2 separate regions of the Homo sapiens genome follow, and region 2 is linked to region 1. The links are chromatin loops, found by intact Hi-C in ENCODE. Cell type or tissue: natural killer cell. All regions are shown on one strand. Each heading gives the region's core, and the rest is flanking DNA. Links, peaks and the distances in the headings are about the cores only. Region 1 has its middle 140 kb from the start of HEMK2. Region 2 has its middle 77 kb from the start of ADAMTS1.

Region 1 (8,347 bases), core at 208-8,207:
ACTGGCCAAAACACATGAACATAGACAAAGTCCTTTATTGTGTGGGTAACCCTTTGGAATGTCTTATTCCCTATGAGAGCTGACATAAAGCAGGAATTCAAATGACAGTGGGTCAAAACCTGAGGGCCAACTGCAGATTTCAGCCTACTTTACAGTCCGTTGGCTATCATAGCTTCCATATGGGCAATAGTGATTGTTTATGAATTAATCCATGCAAAATATATCAAATCTAGTTGGAGAGGATTTTTGTGGGAGAGAAAAGGTACCCTTCCTTCACCAGCCTCGGCTTCATGCTAAAGTATTTCACAACTACAGTGTTTTCATAAGCTTAGAATTCAAATGAGGCCAAAAACTATCAAAAGCAACCTGCTATCTTTACCTGACCCAGAAGTTTACAAGATTGAATTCCTAGAAATTATTGGCTTTATTCTTCTGGAGTCTGCTCAAGTCTAGATAGGCAAGAAAGAACCTAACAGATCAATGCCTCTTAAGGGAATTGATCCCTTCTGCCCAACTTCCTGGGCAGAGTGGCCTTGAGTGAACCATATTCAGAATTAGCTCCTGTGGAACCTGACTATGGATAAGTATGTTAATAAATACATTACATTTTTGAAAATTATGTAATGCATTTTTTTGGACACAGGGCACTGTTCATAACTGTATATATGCTTTACCTCTAATACAATTACTACTATAATTTACTTCCTAAGTTGGTTTCTGTTTGGTTAATATACACATGTGTTAGCTCCAAGATAACTGAAGAGCATTTTCATGCTCACCAAGCCAGCTCCAAACCAAGCACAATCCCAAATCTGAACTCTTATTCCTAAAGTCAAATCAAATCAGATGGGTCCCATGGGAAGAAATGAGATATGTCCAGGCCAACATCATGATTAGACCCATCTCCAATGTCACACTCACAAGTCAGTTTCCTAACCCACTCAACCCAACATTTTACCTCCAAAAAAGATGACACAAGATCATGCTTGAAACATATGGGGAAAGCATAAGCATGAAGTTTTAAAAGGCAGGAGAGAGAAAATGTGTGTATTAGGCATTCAAACCTACTACAGAAAGAGGTTTCTTTTTTTAACTTTTATTTTAAGATTTTAAGTTCAGGGATATATGTGCAGGTTTGTTACATAGGTAAACTTGTGTCATGGGGGTTTGTTGTACAGATTATTTCATCACCCAGGTTATTAAGCCTAGTACCCATTGGTTATTTTTCCTGATCCTCTCCCTCCTGCCACCCACAACCCTCCACTAGGCCCCAGCGGGTGTTGTTCCCCTCTATGTGTCTCTGCGTTCTCATCATTTAGCTCCCACTTATAAGTGAGAACATGTGGTATTTGGTTTTCTGTTCCTGTGTTAGTTTGCTAAGGATACTAAGGCCTCTAGCTTCGTCCATGTCCCTGCAAAGGACATGATCTCATTCCTTTTTACGGCAGCATAGTATTCCATGGTGTATATGTACCACATTTTCTATATCCAGTCTATCATTGATGGGCATTTAGGTTGACTCCATGTCTTTGCTATTGTAAATAGTGCTGCAGTGAACACATGTGTGCCTGTGTCTGTATAATAGAATGATATATATTTCTTCCTTTGGGTATATACCTAGTAATGGGATTGCTGGGTCAAATGGTATTTCTGTCTTTAGGTCTTTGAGGAATCACCACAAGAGAGAGCCTTCTTTACAGGGAAAGCAAGCCTGGGTTTGAGGAGGTGACGGCAAACTATCGCTCAGGACCAAATCTGCCACCTGTTTTTGTAAATAAAGTATTGTTGGAACACAGCCATGCCTGTTTGTATATGTATTGTCTATGGCTGCTTTCAGGGTAAAATGGCAGCTTTGAGTAGCTTGGACAGAGACCGTGTAGCCCATAAAGCTGACAATATTTACTATCTGGATGGATCTGTACAGAAGAAGTTTGCTGGCCCCTGGTTTAGAGTTTTACATTTGCTGAAAACAGTAATTATTGAACAGTTTCTTTACGTTTGCCACAGAGCACCATTTGTGCCTCGGTCTTAAAGCAACCCTACATCTCATCACTTTGCTGCCATAAGTTCTGAGAACAATTATTTCTTTGTTAACATTTGGTAAACTTATCTCTAGGGACATAAAAGAAGGTTGGGAACATCTCTGAGGTTTAATTTCAAAACACGTTGAGTTTAACATGGGGATTCACCAAGTGCTGGTAGCTAGAATAATGATGCACTTATCCAAAGACTTTTCAAGGGGAGGTTACTGACTAGTGCTTTGTAGTACAGGCCATGAGAGTAAACATGAAAAAAATGGGCATAATTCCTTTTCCAAGTTTTAATCATAAATGATCATTTTTTTAAAGATTCCAATAACTTGCCCACTAAGAAAAAAAAAAGGAAAAAAAATGGGGGAGGGAGATAACGACACAGTGGTTTTGTTCTAAAACAGTCATGTGCAATGTCATGGTGCCATCTACAGTATTTCAATATTTTCACCCAAACACCAGAATTTGAAGAAGCCCTATAGACACATATCTATTTATTGAGGGAGAAACGTTTTTCTAGCACAACAGTATAAGAAGGCTTTAGGCTAAAATTTTCTCTGTGGTCACGGTCTTCTGTCTTCTTCTCCTATGAACCATTTTTAAGTTTATTCCGTTTCCTGACAACTTCTTAGTTCCCATTGTGATAGTAAATATTAAAATTAATGAATGCGCTGTACCTGGTAGGAGTGCAATGAAACTGTTCAAAAATGTTGGGATTTAGTATCTGCTCACGTTCACACAAACACAGTCACTATTGTCAAATGCGCTGCAGTGGTGGAGTGTAGCAACAGGAGGGATGAGACCCAAAGGTCTGAAAAGCCAGTATTTTAAGAAGTCTTGGAAAATGTGGAGGTTGAAAAATCTAACAGGAGTGCTTGCTTCAGCAGCAATTTAGAGTAGATTAGCATGGCCTCTGCGCCAGGATGACATGCACATTCCTAAAAGTGTTCCGTGTTTTAAAAAAAAGAGAGAGACAGAATCTAAGGGGATGTGTACATTTGCTAGAGCTACTATAACAAAGTACCAGAGGCAGGGTCACTTCAACAACAGAAATTTATTTCTCACAGTTCTGGAGGCTAGACGTCCAAGATTAAGGTGTTGACTGGGTTGAATTCAGCCCATAACAGGAAATAAGGAGTTAAATAAAGCACTTGCTTCTATTGTTTGTACCTAAACTTAACAGAACACAGTAAGTAACAAGTCATTGGGATGCAGAAAAGAAAAAAGAGAGTGAAGGAAGGAGAGAAGGTGAAGGGAGAATGGAAGAGAGGAAGGGAGGGAGGAAAGAAAAGTTTGATGAATGATTGCAGTCTAAACTGGTTCAAACAAGAGATCTTGTTTAATTAAGGAATTCATCCCATCTCTGCCTATTAGGAGGAGGAAAAAGTCTAAAATAGAAGATGGTGAAAGTTGGATGACCCCAGGCATTAAGGCCATTCATCTTTAACTGTTATGCTTGGATCATGCAAATGTGTCTGGTAGCTACAAGGGTTGCTGTGGGTACTGAATGTTTTATTGTTCTGAGACTATCAAAGAAAATAGCCATGGGACATATAGACCACAGAATACTATACAGCCATGAAAAAGAACAAGATTGCATCCTTTACAGAAACGTGGATGGAACTGGAGGCTGTTATCCTCAGCAAACTAACACAGAAAACCAAATGCCACATGTTCTCACTAATAAGTGGGAGCTAAATAATGAGAATTCATGGACAGAAAGAGGGAAATAGCAGATACTGAGGCCTACTTGAGGGTGGGGGCTGGGAAGAGGGAGAGGTTCAGAAGAGAAAAAACTATCTGATACTATGCTTAGTACCTGGGTAATTAAATACTCTGTACACCAAACCCCTGAGTCATGAGTTTACCTATATAACAAACCTGCACATGTACTCCTGAACCTAAAATAAACATTAAAATATTTTACAAAAATAAAATAAATTAACAATTAAAAAAAGAAAAAAATGAGACAATAAATAGATCCTGGGAAAAACTGTCCCCAGAAGTGTTCTTTTAAATTTGCACTACAGATGTAATCCAAGTTGAGTAAAATAGAAAAGCATGGATTTGCTGTTCCTGAAAGTCATTCATGGTTAATTGCCGAACACTTTCATCTGCAGTGTCTGTGGAAGGGTAGAACCTTAAGTAGTTTTTCATTCTCTGACTACTCAACTAGAAAGGCATAAGAGGCAACTCACTCTATGATATCTCACTGTTTGGCCTCTCCTGTTTCATAGTAGCAAAGGATTTTTGCACTTATCCACTAATTTATGATTTCTTCTTAATAAAGGAAACAAGAGCCTCTATTTATTATGATTCCTGCCATGTGTGAGGCTTGAGCTGGGTATTTTACATACATTATTTCATTTGATAATCACCTTTTCAAACTCTTCAACCACATAAATGCATTACAGAGAGCTATTTTAGATAAACATGGTTATAAATATGTAAACTATATAAAACCATATGTTAGAACCATTCTGTTTCATGCTTTTAGAAAATCTTACTATAGACCATAAATTAAAAACAGTAAATTATAAACCAAACACTTTTATGGGGTTTTTTTGGTCTTGCAGTTCTAGCTGAAGGAATACTGCACTTTAACTCACATGCTGATTAATTTTATTCACAAATTTTGAATTATAAAATGTGTAGAGTCACAGACAATTCAATTTTTTCAACACCCATTTTCCCAAGACAATAACCGAAGTATACATACAGTAGCCACTATTGGCAAAAAATGTATTCCTCATTTATGGAAAAAGTGCAAATAAAGAAAAATTGCTGTTTATAAGCATAATTCCAATGACTGCTGCGAGTGGGAAGCACAGTGATTTTGTGTTAGATCTCTAAGAGCTTACAAGATGGAAGCTTGTGGTGTAAGCATTTAGTGGTGCAATACTGTCATCTCGTGGTCAGTATGCAGTATTTCAGATTTAGTTGGAGAAAATGTCTGAAAATCGTTAACGATATTTCCAGTCTCCTTTCACATACTTACTCCCCAGAGAGTCTGATTTGTACACATAGACATGATAGAATCGGCTTGTTATTTAAACAAGCAGATGGATGTTGTATGAGATTGTTCCAGGAGTTTACTGCCTTAGACCCGGACGAGAGGGGCCCTGCCCTGGCCCCGTCAGTTAGAGGGCTCAGCTTTGACCTCTCCTGCCTGTACCCCTCTCCACAGATCAAGAAGTCCTCGGAACCAAGAAAACGCCCATCCAAAACCAAGCCCTTTTCTTCCCTTTACCTGCCCTCTATCTCACCTCACCAGCAGTTCCACTTTCCTGCATCTGGATGAATGCTCTAATGCTCTCACGTTGCCTGAGGTTTCATGAATAATAGCTGGCTGCCACTTCCCAGATATCATTTGCATTTGAGCAGCTTCCCGACATATAACACACCCCTTCCCAACAATAATAATGATGAAAGGAATTTTGAAGATGCAAAAACAGCCCCATGGAATAACTTTTCTCACCCCCTTCAAATCCTATCCCAGCATGTATACAAGAACATGTGAGCACTTTCCAAACCTTAGCTCTCCGCTGCCACCTTCAGGACGATTTCAGTAACCGCAGATACTGCAGCTGCTTAGCTAAGAAACATTAACACTCCCAGACAGAGAAACCTGGCTGAATCCTGAAATAGAGCCAGGTGAGAAAAAAGTGGTCGGCATTTAGTTTATGGTATTTAGCAAAATCTTGTAACATATTTTATTGGATACTCTATCAAATAACAGAATAACAATAGCTAACACCATATATAATGTAGACATGTGTAAGTAATAAAAACTGATAAAACGTTTTGTTTTATATGTATAACAAAACTATATGAATATAAATAAAAATATGTATACATCCTACAGTAACAACAGCTGATATTTATTTGGAGCTTTTTCTGTGGCAGGCAGTATTCTGTATACTTCATCACTGTAAATATGTTTACATGTTTTGAAATGTCTCAATAACAACATGAGGTACATACTACTCTTAGTATGTTCCTTGCCCGTGGGGGACTCCTGTCTTTGCAGTGAGTCAGAAGATAATGACATAAAGCATAGACATAGCATTGCCCTGCATTCATTCAACAAATATCACCGAGCACTGAGAATGCAGAGATCAGTAGGACAAGCAAGTTCTTTGCTCACGACCATGTGTGCAGGTAGGGAGATGAGCAACGGAAAATAAATATTTTTAAGGGAATATATGAGTGATAAATGTAGCTTATAAAATGTATAACTATACTGGAAATCAAAATAGGGTGACGTGATAGAAAGTGACTGAGAGGCTATCATACATTGAGTGGTCCAAGAAGAGTTGCTATTAAAGTAGGGCCAATCTAAAAAAAAAAAAAAACTATATGATGATCTATGGAGAACATTCCAGAAAGATATGAAGAGCTAGTGCAAAAACTTTGAGAAGGGAAGCATTTCAACATACTTGAAGAACACAAATAAGGCCATTGGCAGGGGTGAGAAGGGAAGGGAGAGGGTGGAAGAGGGAGGGCTGAGAGCCAAACACAGCCACAGCATGGAGGGCTTGATAAGCCAGGGCTGTGCAATGAGGTTTTTTACCAGGTGGGAAGAGAAGTTCTTAAAAGGCTCTGAGACTATCAAAAAGATCACTCCGGCTGCTCCATGGAGACAGGAATTTATGGTGCAGAGAACGTAGAAGCAAGATACCTAGTGAGAAATCACGTGCAATATAGAGGCTCAAGAGACACCACCTTTGACTAGCAATGGAAATGGACAGATCTAGAAGATCCAGGTTTGTTGTGGCCATGGAGTCTACAGGTGTACCTGATGTTTTCAATGTGGAACAGAAGGGAAAAGATGAACTGAAAGTCATACTTAGATATGGGAATTGCTATGACCTGGGAGGAGAAAGTTTCTGGGTGGCGAGAAGCAAATCTAGAGTTGTCCTGCAAGGCCCGGATGGAGGAGCCCATTCTGTCTTCCTGTTTGACCGCAGTCCAGCTATTGGACCTCATGGAGCCCTAATGTACTTATCTGTAAAAATGCAGGAGCAGGTTCCTGCCAGATCAGTTTCTCTGAGTCTCGTGGGATTTAATTGAAGTTGACACAGAATGACTTTAAAACCTTCCAAGCCAATGGCTAATGATGAAAATACATATGAAAATTAATTTGGGGGATCCTGTGCAGAGGAAAACAAAATAGTTCTATTCAACCCTCAAAGGAAATGTCCAGAAGTGAAGATGAAGTTATCTTTCAGAGTTCCAATACTCCTACCCCACTACCTGTTTAAAATGGACTTTTATGTTACATAATCCTGAAAATGTTAGGAGTCAAAATTCCTCTAGATAAATGTGGTACACATATACCATGGAATACTATGCAGCCATAAAAAGAAAACAAAATTGTATCCTTTGCACCAACGTGCATAGGAAATCTTATCCTTTGCACCAACATGGATAGGACATCTTATCCTTTGCAACAAGGTGCTTTCAGAAGCAGGATGAGCACTGCAATTGAAGGCTAAGAGGAAATGGCTCTTGGCCAATTTAACTGATCAGTCTGTAAGAAATTAAAAGGAACATAACCAGAGAGAGATAGGGTATCTCTTATGAGAACATCAGAGGAGCGTCTATGGCTGTGTAATGTTGACATTCTCTTCTCAACGTGGATGCAGCTGGAGGCATTTCCTAAATGAATTAACACAGGAACAGAACAGCAAATACCACATATTCACACTTCTAAGAGGGAGCTCAGTATTGTGTATGCATGAACATAAAGATGGTAACGATGCTGAGGACTACTAGAGTGAGGAGAGAGGGACAGGAGCAAGGGCTGAAAAGCTACCTATTGGCTACCATGCTCACTACCTGGGTGACAGGATCATTCAAACCCCAAGTCTCAGCATCACACAATACAGTCATGTAGCAAACCTGCACATGTACCACCTGAATCTACAATGAACATTGAAAAATGTAAAATAAACATTGAAATTATTTTTAAAACAGAAGCATAAGAATATAAATTAATAATGATATTCACCTTTTACTATACCTTGGTAAAAAATAATTATGAGTTCAGTTTAAAAAGTCTTCTAGATAACAAAAGTATCATACTGCTTTTAAATAAACATGGTAGGTTGGAGTAAGTTCTTTTTCATTTGGCAGTGACATTGCTCTTCACACAAGTTTCCATCAAGTATTGAACCACTTGGGCTTGATTCTTTCCCTCAAGTTACTTTTGAAGGAGTCTGTGAGGTTTGGGGATTATTGCTGTGATATCTGGGTTTTCTAAAGAAAATTCCAGGAAACCAAAAGGATTTGGGACAAAGCATACATGAACAGGA
Region 2 (8,347 bases), core at 124-8,123, 2.0 Mb before region 1:
TAAGTCTTCAGGGTCCATGTTTACCAACTGGAAAATTTTCGGTCTAATAATTATACCTGTACTTTTTTTTTTTTTAACTGCTGGTACCATTAAGTTGAATAGTTCCTTGAAAAGTTTTTACCATCATTCTTTTTCCAGCCTCCCAGAAATCATTTGTGATTCTGCTTATTATTAGTCTTCTTATCACGTTGCCAGATTAATTAAGTTAAAGGGAAGAGCGGTGGGCATTTTAAAGGGGAAATCTGTTTAAATACACACAAACACAAACACACACACAGTTTGTGTTAATATCCTAGAAACAGATTCTATTGCTTTTGGTGTGATATACAGAGTGAAGTCTCATTAATACGTGACGCATCACTCTGTGTGTAGATGTGTCCAATGTCTTGTAAAACTAAAACTTGCTTTTTGTGTGCGTGTGTGTGTGTGTGTGTGTGTGTGTGAGACAGAGTCTCACCCTGTCACCCAGGCTAGAGTGCTGTGGCTTGATCTCGGCTCACTGCAACCTCTGTCTCCCAGGTTCAAGCGATTCTCCTGCCTCAGCCTCCCGTGTAGCTGGGATTACAGGCCTGCGCCACCATGCCTGGCTAATTTTTTGTATCGTTAGTAGAGACAGGGTTTCACCATGTTGGCCAGGCTGGTCTCAAACTCCTGACCTCATGATCCACCCACTTCAGCCTCCCAAAGTGCTGGAATTACAGGCATGAGCCACCACACCCGGCCTAAAACTTGCTTCTTAGGTACATTTTTTAAACATGGTTTCCAGAGGTGTTGACATTAGCTGCCAAAGAGTGAAAAACAATATCCAGTATCAAGAATAAAAACAAATGAAATACACAGGCGTACCTATTTATTCCTTTACTATATAGACAGCTTCAGATGGCACTTCAGTCGTACAGGTTGAGTATCCCTTTTCCAGAATGCATAGGACAAGAAGTGTTTTAGATTTTGGATTTTTTCAGATTTTTGAATATTTGTGTATACATAATGAGGTATCTTAGGGACGGGACTCAAGTCTAAACACAAAATTCATTTATGTTTCATAGACACTCTCAACACATAGCCTGAAGGCAATTTTATACCATATTTTAAATAATTGTATGTGTGAAACAAAGTTCGTGTAATTGAACCATCAGAAAGCAAATGTGTCACTATCTTATATCGGTGCCTAACAGGTTTGAATTTTGGAACATTTCAAATTTTTGGATTAAGGATACTGTACACAGTTTATTTTGAAATTTGTAAATAGTGGTGGCCGGGTGTGGTGCCTCATGCCTGTAATCCCAGCACTTTGGGAGGCCGAGGCGGGTGGATCACTTGAGGTCAGGATTTCAAAACCAGGCTGGCTAACATGGTGAAACCCAGTCTCTACTAAAAAATCTCAGCTACTCAGGAGGCTGAGGCAGGAGAATTGCTTGAACCAAGGAGGCGGAGGTTGCAGTGAGCCGAGATTGCACCACTGCACTCCAGCCTGGGTGGCAGAGCGAGACTCCGTCTCAGGGAAAAAAAAAAAGTTTTAAATAATGTTTACATTACCGTTTTGTCAAAGGTCTTTTTCTGGTCGCTATCTCTCTCTCTTTCTCTGACACACACACACACACACACACACACACACACACACATACCCACACACATACACACACACATTCTCGTAGCCTCACATGCATACATTTATAGTTCACCTTCTCTTCTCTCTACCATGTTCTCTTTACCAGGCTAAGCCAGCAATGGAAAAATAATAGGAACGAGTGGCCCTTCAGCAAGAACCCATGAAGACCAGCCTATGTTTTCCATTTTGGGCCAGGAAGTAGCAGGAGACTTACATCCTGTGCTGTTAATATCAGATCCTCTCGGTGGTGCTTGCTCGCCATCCTGGAGCCGTGGAAGTGGGTAGTTTGCAATGCACCACGCCATTGTATACACCCTTTCCTTCTAATCATCCCAGCCAGTGAGGTGACCTGAATCGGCCTCCTGGGACCAAGCAAGGGTGGATTATCTATGTGGTCAGATTTCGTGCCTTCATAACTACAAACTTACTGGGACTCCTTACCTCACCTAATTATTTAAAAAAAAAGTCAACAAATAAATATTTTGCCTATTATGCTATTTAGTAGAAGAGAGACAAAAGATTCACTCGGATTAGATTTTTTTTAAGCCTATCAAAACCACCAACACAAAACAAAAGCAACATGCCCCAACCAGATTCACAATGAAACACACAGTAGTTATTTTAGTCAGTAAGATTCAAAAGTGGTGCCTGAATTCTTTAGAGAATCTATGGATGATCTCCATGGCTCCCCACCCTTAGGGGAATGAGCTCTCTGTAGACAGTAAGGAGGTTGGGAGCAACCCTCATAGTGCAGGTGTTTCTGACTCATCATAGCAACAGACAACCTACAAAGCTAAAGTTGTCTAAGATAAGATTGTTAATATATTTCTTGCCCTAAAGAGTCTGTTGAGGTGAAATCAGTGCTCAGTCATCACAAAGAGCATAGATATATCTCTCCAAATGACCGTGAAGTAACATTTCATGAGGTAGCCAATATTATCTCGTCAAAACCAGCAGCGTCTTCATTCTTCCCTCTCCGTTTATGTACTCTTTTACCCACTCTCTTCTCATCTCCAACCGGTTTGATTTTAAACTCAGAGACTGAATGATCAGCTGACTAGACCCATAACAGGAAGTCCATCATTGCAATAATGTAATAACAAATTATCAAGAATCACAAAAGACATCAGAGTAATAAAATGGAAAGGGCATTCATTTTGGCACTCAGGATAATTTTGGAAACATTCTGGTGAATTACAAACTTTATTTTATTCTTAGAACGCAACCAGATTGAAGATTTTAGTAATGTAGCAAGCAGCCATATGTCTTCATGGCTATCCAAATTTTGAATAAATCTTCCTGGCACCTATTATGATATTTAGATATCCGAAGTTGTTGATATTTAGATTTTAGATGTTTCCAATATTTGGTCATATTAAACATTAAACAGTTTAAAATTTTCTCCTTATCATATCAGAACTACCATTCTAAAAACCTGACCGTGAATAGATGGTAGATAAGAAGGATAAAACACACACACACACACACACACACACACACACACACACACACTCATGCACACATGTATATATATTTTTAATTTTTTGAGACAGAGTCTCTCTCTGTCACCCAGGCTGGAGTGCAGTGGCGCGATCTCCACTCATTGCAACCTCCAGCTCCCAGATTCAAGAGATTCTCCTGCCTTGGCCTTCCGAGTAGCTGGGACTATAGGCGCGTGCCACCATATCCGTCTAATTTTTTGTATTTTTAGTAGAAATGGGGTTTCACCATGTTAGCCAGGATGGACTCGATCTCCTGACCTCTTGATCTGCCTGCCTCGGCCTCCCAAAGTGCTGAGATTACAGACGAGAGCCACCACACCTGGCTATTTTAAATTTTTTCTTGATACGTAATAGTTGTACATATTCTGGAAGTAGATGTGATATTTTGATACATGTATACAATGTGTAATGATCAAATCAGGGTATTTGGGATATTCACCTCAAACATTTATCTTTTCTTTGTGTTGGGAACATTGCAGTTCTTCTCTTGCAATTATTTTGAAATATACAATAAATTATTGTTAACTATAATTTCCCTACTGCACTATTGAATACTAGAACATATTCCTTCTAACTACAGTTTTGGTTAAAGGGTACAAAAACACACACGTATATTATAGTATGTGTATGATATATAGCAATATATTATATATATAAAATGTATTTTTTGTGACCCATGATCTGACACGTGATCTCTGTCTGTAGAACAGAATACTAGAAATTGGAACCAACCTAGAAAACTATAGATATACATTTTATATATATGTGCAATGTATTTTATATATAAATAAATTATATAAATATATAATTTATATATGCATTATATATGCAATATATAATTATTATATAATGTATATATAGTACATATATGTATATATTATGCAAACTATAGATATTACATTATGTATATTATATATGTTGCATTTTACATATAAAATATATGTTTTTCATATATATATATAATGCAACATCTATAGTTTTCTAGGTTGGTTCCATTTTTTAGTATTCTGTTCTACAGACAAAGATCATGTGTCAGATCATGGGTCACAAAAATTTATTCAGAAAACATATTCTTTCAAGCCTCCTAGGTCAAGCTCAGCCTTTAGGGTGTGAAGGTCTGGGATCAGGCCCTGGTCTAACTTCTCTAATGGACTTGCTGTATAGTTCCTAGCAGTTACTTAAGTTCAGGGCTTCAGTTTTATTCTAACATTTCAAAGATAAGGACGGGCTAGGTGCAGTGGCTCACACCTGTAATCCCAAGGCTTTGGGAAGCCAAAACTGGAATATTGCTTGAGGCTGGGAGTTCAAGACCAGCCTGGGCAACATAGCTAGACCCCATTTCTATTTAAAAATAAAAACTATTAAAAATTTCCCGGGTGTGGTGCATGCTCCTCTAGTCTTAGCTACGTAGGAGGCTGAGGCAAGAACATCACCTGAGCCCAGAAGTTTGAGGTTACAGTGAGCCATGATCGAGCCACTACATTTCAGCCTAGGTAACAGAACAAGACCCTGTCTCTCTCTAAAAAAATAAAAATAAAAAAAAAGATGTACACTTAGCTTATGCACTTCACAGGATTATTCTGAGAAACAATGGAAAAACTCTAAGTGAAAGCACTTTGGAATCCGTGATCATTTCACAAGTGTTTGTTTCTTTGTCCACATTTGTATCTATCATTTAGAGGGGGAGAGTGGTTGAATTCAAATAATTGTTCGGTGGAGTATTTGTTTTTCATGTGTTTTTCATTTGTTTTTCATAATGTTAATGTGATGCAGAGCGAAAAGTAAAGAAGGGTCATTCTAATCACAGGTTCAAAATAATTTCTGAAAAGACAAAGATTCTATTTTAAACATTTAATAATGCATTGCAGATGCCTAGTAAATGTTAGCCAATTTTTAAATTTTTATAGAATAATCGCATATCTAAAATTTAGGTTAATAAAGACAGTTTTAAAAAATGTGTTTCACCGTGACAGATCAAACACAAGGGGGCGTCTTCTACATTTGTTTTAAAAGATTTCCTGATGCAGTCCACATACAAAATGGTTTTCATTCGAATTGCATGTGACAGAGCATACTTACTAAAATTTATTAGTTCCAAATATTACATTCTCTACACATGACAATTTTCACATTTGATGCATAAAATACTCTCCAGAGTGAGTTTATAACTCCGTTTTGGCTTAAAAATAATCATATTTTGTGACTTAAACTTAGAAAATTCTAACAAAAAGAATAACATTTACTAGACAGTACGTAAATACTCTGAATTTTAAGGCTTTAAAAAAATAAATCTACCCAAAACTTTAAAATGTCTCTCTCTCATCTATCCCTTTTCCCTATTTTGCCCAGCTATTGTGCAAACCCTAGTTGTCTTGACAGGTTCAGAGGACACACAGTTTGACTTAAGAAATGACCAAGGCCTTGGAAGGGGAAATATACAATCACAATCCTCTTAGGTATGGGGTATGTAAGGAGCAAGTTTTTAGAAAACACACAAAGGTTGAGTTGTATTAAAAAAAAAAAACATAGGCTTATCTTCTGCCTTTCATCTGGAACTTTGGGATGGATAGAAGTAAACATTTAATCAGAGAAAGATAAAGTGTGTGTGTCTGTGTATGTGTGTGCGTGTGTATGTGTGCGTGAACCCACATGCGAGAGTAGTGTCGGTGGTAAGTGCTATGAAATGAAGGTCAATGAGACAGGGCTTGTGAATTAAGGCCTTTGTTAAGGAAGTTAAGAAAGGCCTTTCTGGCCGGGCGCGGTCGCTCACGCCTGTAATCCCAGCACTTTGGGAGGCCGAGGAGGGCGGATCACGAGGTCAAGAGATCGAGACCATCCTGGCTAACACGGTGAAACCCCGTCTCTACTAAAAATACAAAAAATTAGCCGGGCATGGTGGTGGGCGCCTGTAGTCCCAGCTACTCGGGAGGCTGAGGCAGGAGAATGGCGTGAACCCGGGAGGCGGAGCTTTTAGTGAGCCGAGATCGCACCACTGCACTCCAGCCTGTGCGACAGAGCGAGACTCCGTCTCACAAAAATAAAAGGAAAAAAAAAAAAAGTCCTTTCTGATAAAGTGATATTGCAAAAAACTCTTTAACCCCAGATAGCAGCAATATGAAACTGGAGCATGTTTGATATCTTTAAAGAACCCGAAGATGCCAATGTAGGTAGAGAAGAGTGAGTGAGGAGGACCATAGTAGCATATCAAATCAGAAAATGATCAGGGAGCTGATTAGGTAGGGGCTTGTGGTTTTTTGTAAGGACTTGGCCTTCACTCTGCATAAAATAAAAAGGAAAAACAGAACCTAATGAATGGTTTTGAGGAGATTATTGACTTGATCTGACATTTGCTTTTTAAGGTACTGTTGGTCCTTTGCATCTACTAGGTTCGTATCCATGGATTTAGCTAACTGCAGATAAAAATATATGAAAAAATCCAATAAAAATAACAACATACTAGTACAAAATTATAGAAATAAAACCAATAAAACTTAACAACTATTTGAATAGCATTTACATTGTATTAAATATTATAAGTAATCTAAAGATGATTTAAAGTATGAGGGGATGTCTCATAACAAATACTACGATTTTGTATAAGGGACTTCAGCATCTTTGGATTTTGGTATGGGAGGAGAGTTCTGAATGCTGAGGGAAGACAGTATTATTTCAGATCAAGTGCAGTGAATTGATTCCACGAAGATGAAACCCATTAAAACACTATTCCAAAGTTGCAGGTAAGGAATGATGGTGACTTAGACCAGATTAGTAGCAGTGGAGGTGATGAGAAGGAATTTGAATTCTGGATAGAGTCAAAAGGGCTTGTTGATAGATTAGATGTAGAAAGTGAGAAAAGTAGAGGAGTCAAGAATGACTCCAATGTATTAGTCCCAAGCAACTGGAAAATGTAACTGCCATTCACACAAATGTGGAAGACTGTGGGAGAAACAGATTTGAAAGGGAAGATAAGGACTTTGGTTTTTATGAAATGGCTAGTAGGCATTCAAGCAGAGATATTAAATAGACAAATAAACATATGAGTTGGGAGTTTGAGGATGAGGCCAAGCCTAGAGATTTAAAAAAGGACTCAATTATGTAAAGAATGAATTTACAGTCATTAGGCTGGATAAAGTCCTCCAGGATATCAGGACAGGAACAACAACAAAAAGGTCTTAGTGCTTGAAAGATTAAGAGTCCTGCAAAGAACACTAAAAATAATGGATCATTGAGATAAGAGAAGAATATTTTAAAAAGTATCCCAGAGACAAAGTGACAAACGTAGTTCAAGGAGAACATAATAATAAGTGAAAGAAAATGTGTCGGATTAGTCAAGTAGGATGAAGACTTAAAACTTGGGGATCAGTGATGAACTCTTCCAGAACAGTTCTGGAGTTGTAATGTGAGAAAAGTCAATTATAGTGGGTTCACAGGAGTGCAAGAGTTCTTTTAACAGAAACATAGTAGACCAAATATCCTGAAAAAGTCTTCAAATGACCTAAAACATTGATAAAATATGAGATATGACAAACATTTTAAAAATTTTATGGTGGACTGACAAGAAAGTAAGAGTTTTCTTGAGAGCCAACAATTTTTTAAAAAATTGAATCAGAGGTAAGTGCTGAAGACAATAGCTGTCTTGGAAGCATTTACTTGGTGGTTTTTCTTTCTTTCTTTTTTTTTTTTTTTTTGAGATGGATTCTTGCTCTGTCGCCCAGACTGGAGTGCAGAGGCATAATCTCAGCTCACTGCAACCTCCGCCTCCCGGGTTCAAGTGATTCTTCTGCCTCTGCATGTAACTAATAATATAACACTGCAAAAATAATTTGACAAATCCACTCTTATTTTGAGAGTTCTTTTTTTTTTAACAAAAAAGTCAATAGGGATGTGGAAGATTTGAACAGTTAAGAACCTTGAGCTAGTCAACATATACATTGAACACCGTACCCAATGGTTAAATCATATATGTTTATTTTCTAAAATACATTTGTAAAAATTGACCTTATATGAGAACATGAAGACGTTTTCAACAAATTTTAAGGATTTGATTTTTTACACACCCACATTTTTTAACTATAATGCTGTTAAGTTAGATATTGATAAGAAAAATATTAATAATTAGCTTGTATGGTTAAAGTTTAAAAACCAACTCTTGTGTCAAGAAAAAAATTATAGGATAAAATAGAAAATGCTTAAAACTCAATAATAATAAAAACGTTACACATGTGCTAAATAGTGA

What was found. A loop is a pair of places that touch in the nucleus more often than their neighbours do. Peaks named below come from ENCODE experiments on the same cell type or tissue, not always from the same donor. Only the 100,000 strongest peaks of a DNase experiment are listed, where the experiment ranks them.
Region 2: it touches region 1 in a loop (15-fold over the local background); 13 of 110 quality-filtered maps call a loop at or near these places.

What each region holds. Positions count from the first base shown.
Region 1 is chr21:28,740,303-28,748,649 of GRCh38, forward strand. It overlaps a transcript of HEMK2 not described here and the pseudogene LOC124905067. Among named protein-coding and RNA genes, the nearest start is that of HEMK2, 140 kb to the right of the region's middle. RefSeq lists a silencer at 2,305-2,599 and an enhancer at 5,309-5,398. In natural killer cell, for the core only: CTCF peaks have their summits at 4,952 (motif pointing left), 5,501 and 5,700; DNase peaks (open chromatin) are centred at 4,929 and 5,579; H3K4me3 peaks cover 500 bases.
Region 2 is chr21:26,764,697-26,773,043 of GRCh38, forward strand. No RefSeq gene overlaps it. Among named protein-coding and RNA genes, the nearest start is that of ADAMTS1, 77 kb to the right of the region's middle. In natural killer cell, for the core only: CTCF peaks have their summits at 5,065 (motif pointing right) and 5,271; no DNase peak of the experiment used is centred there.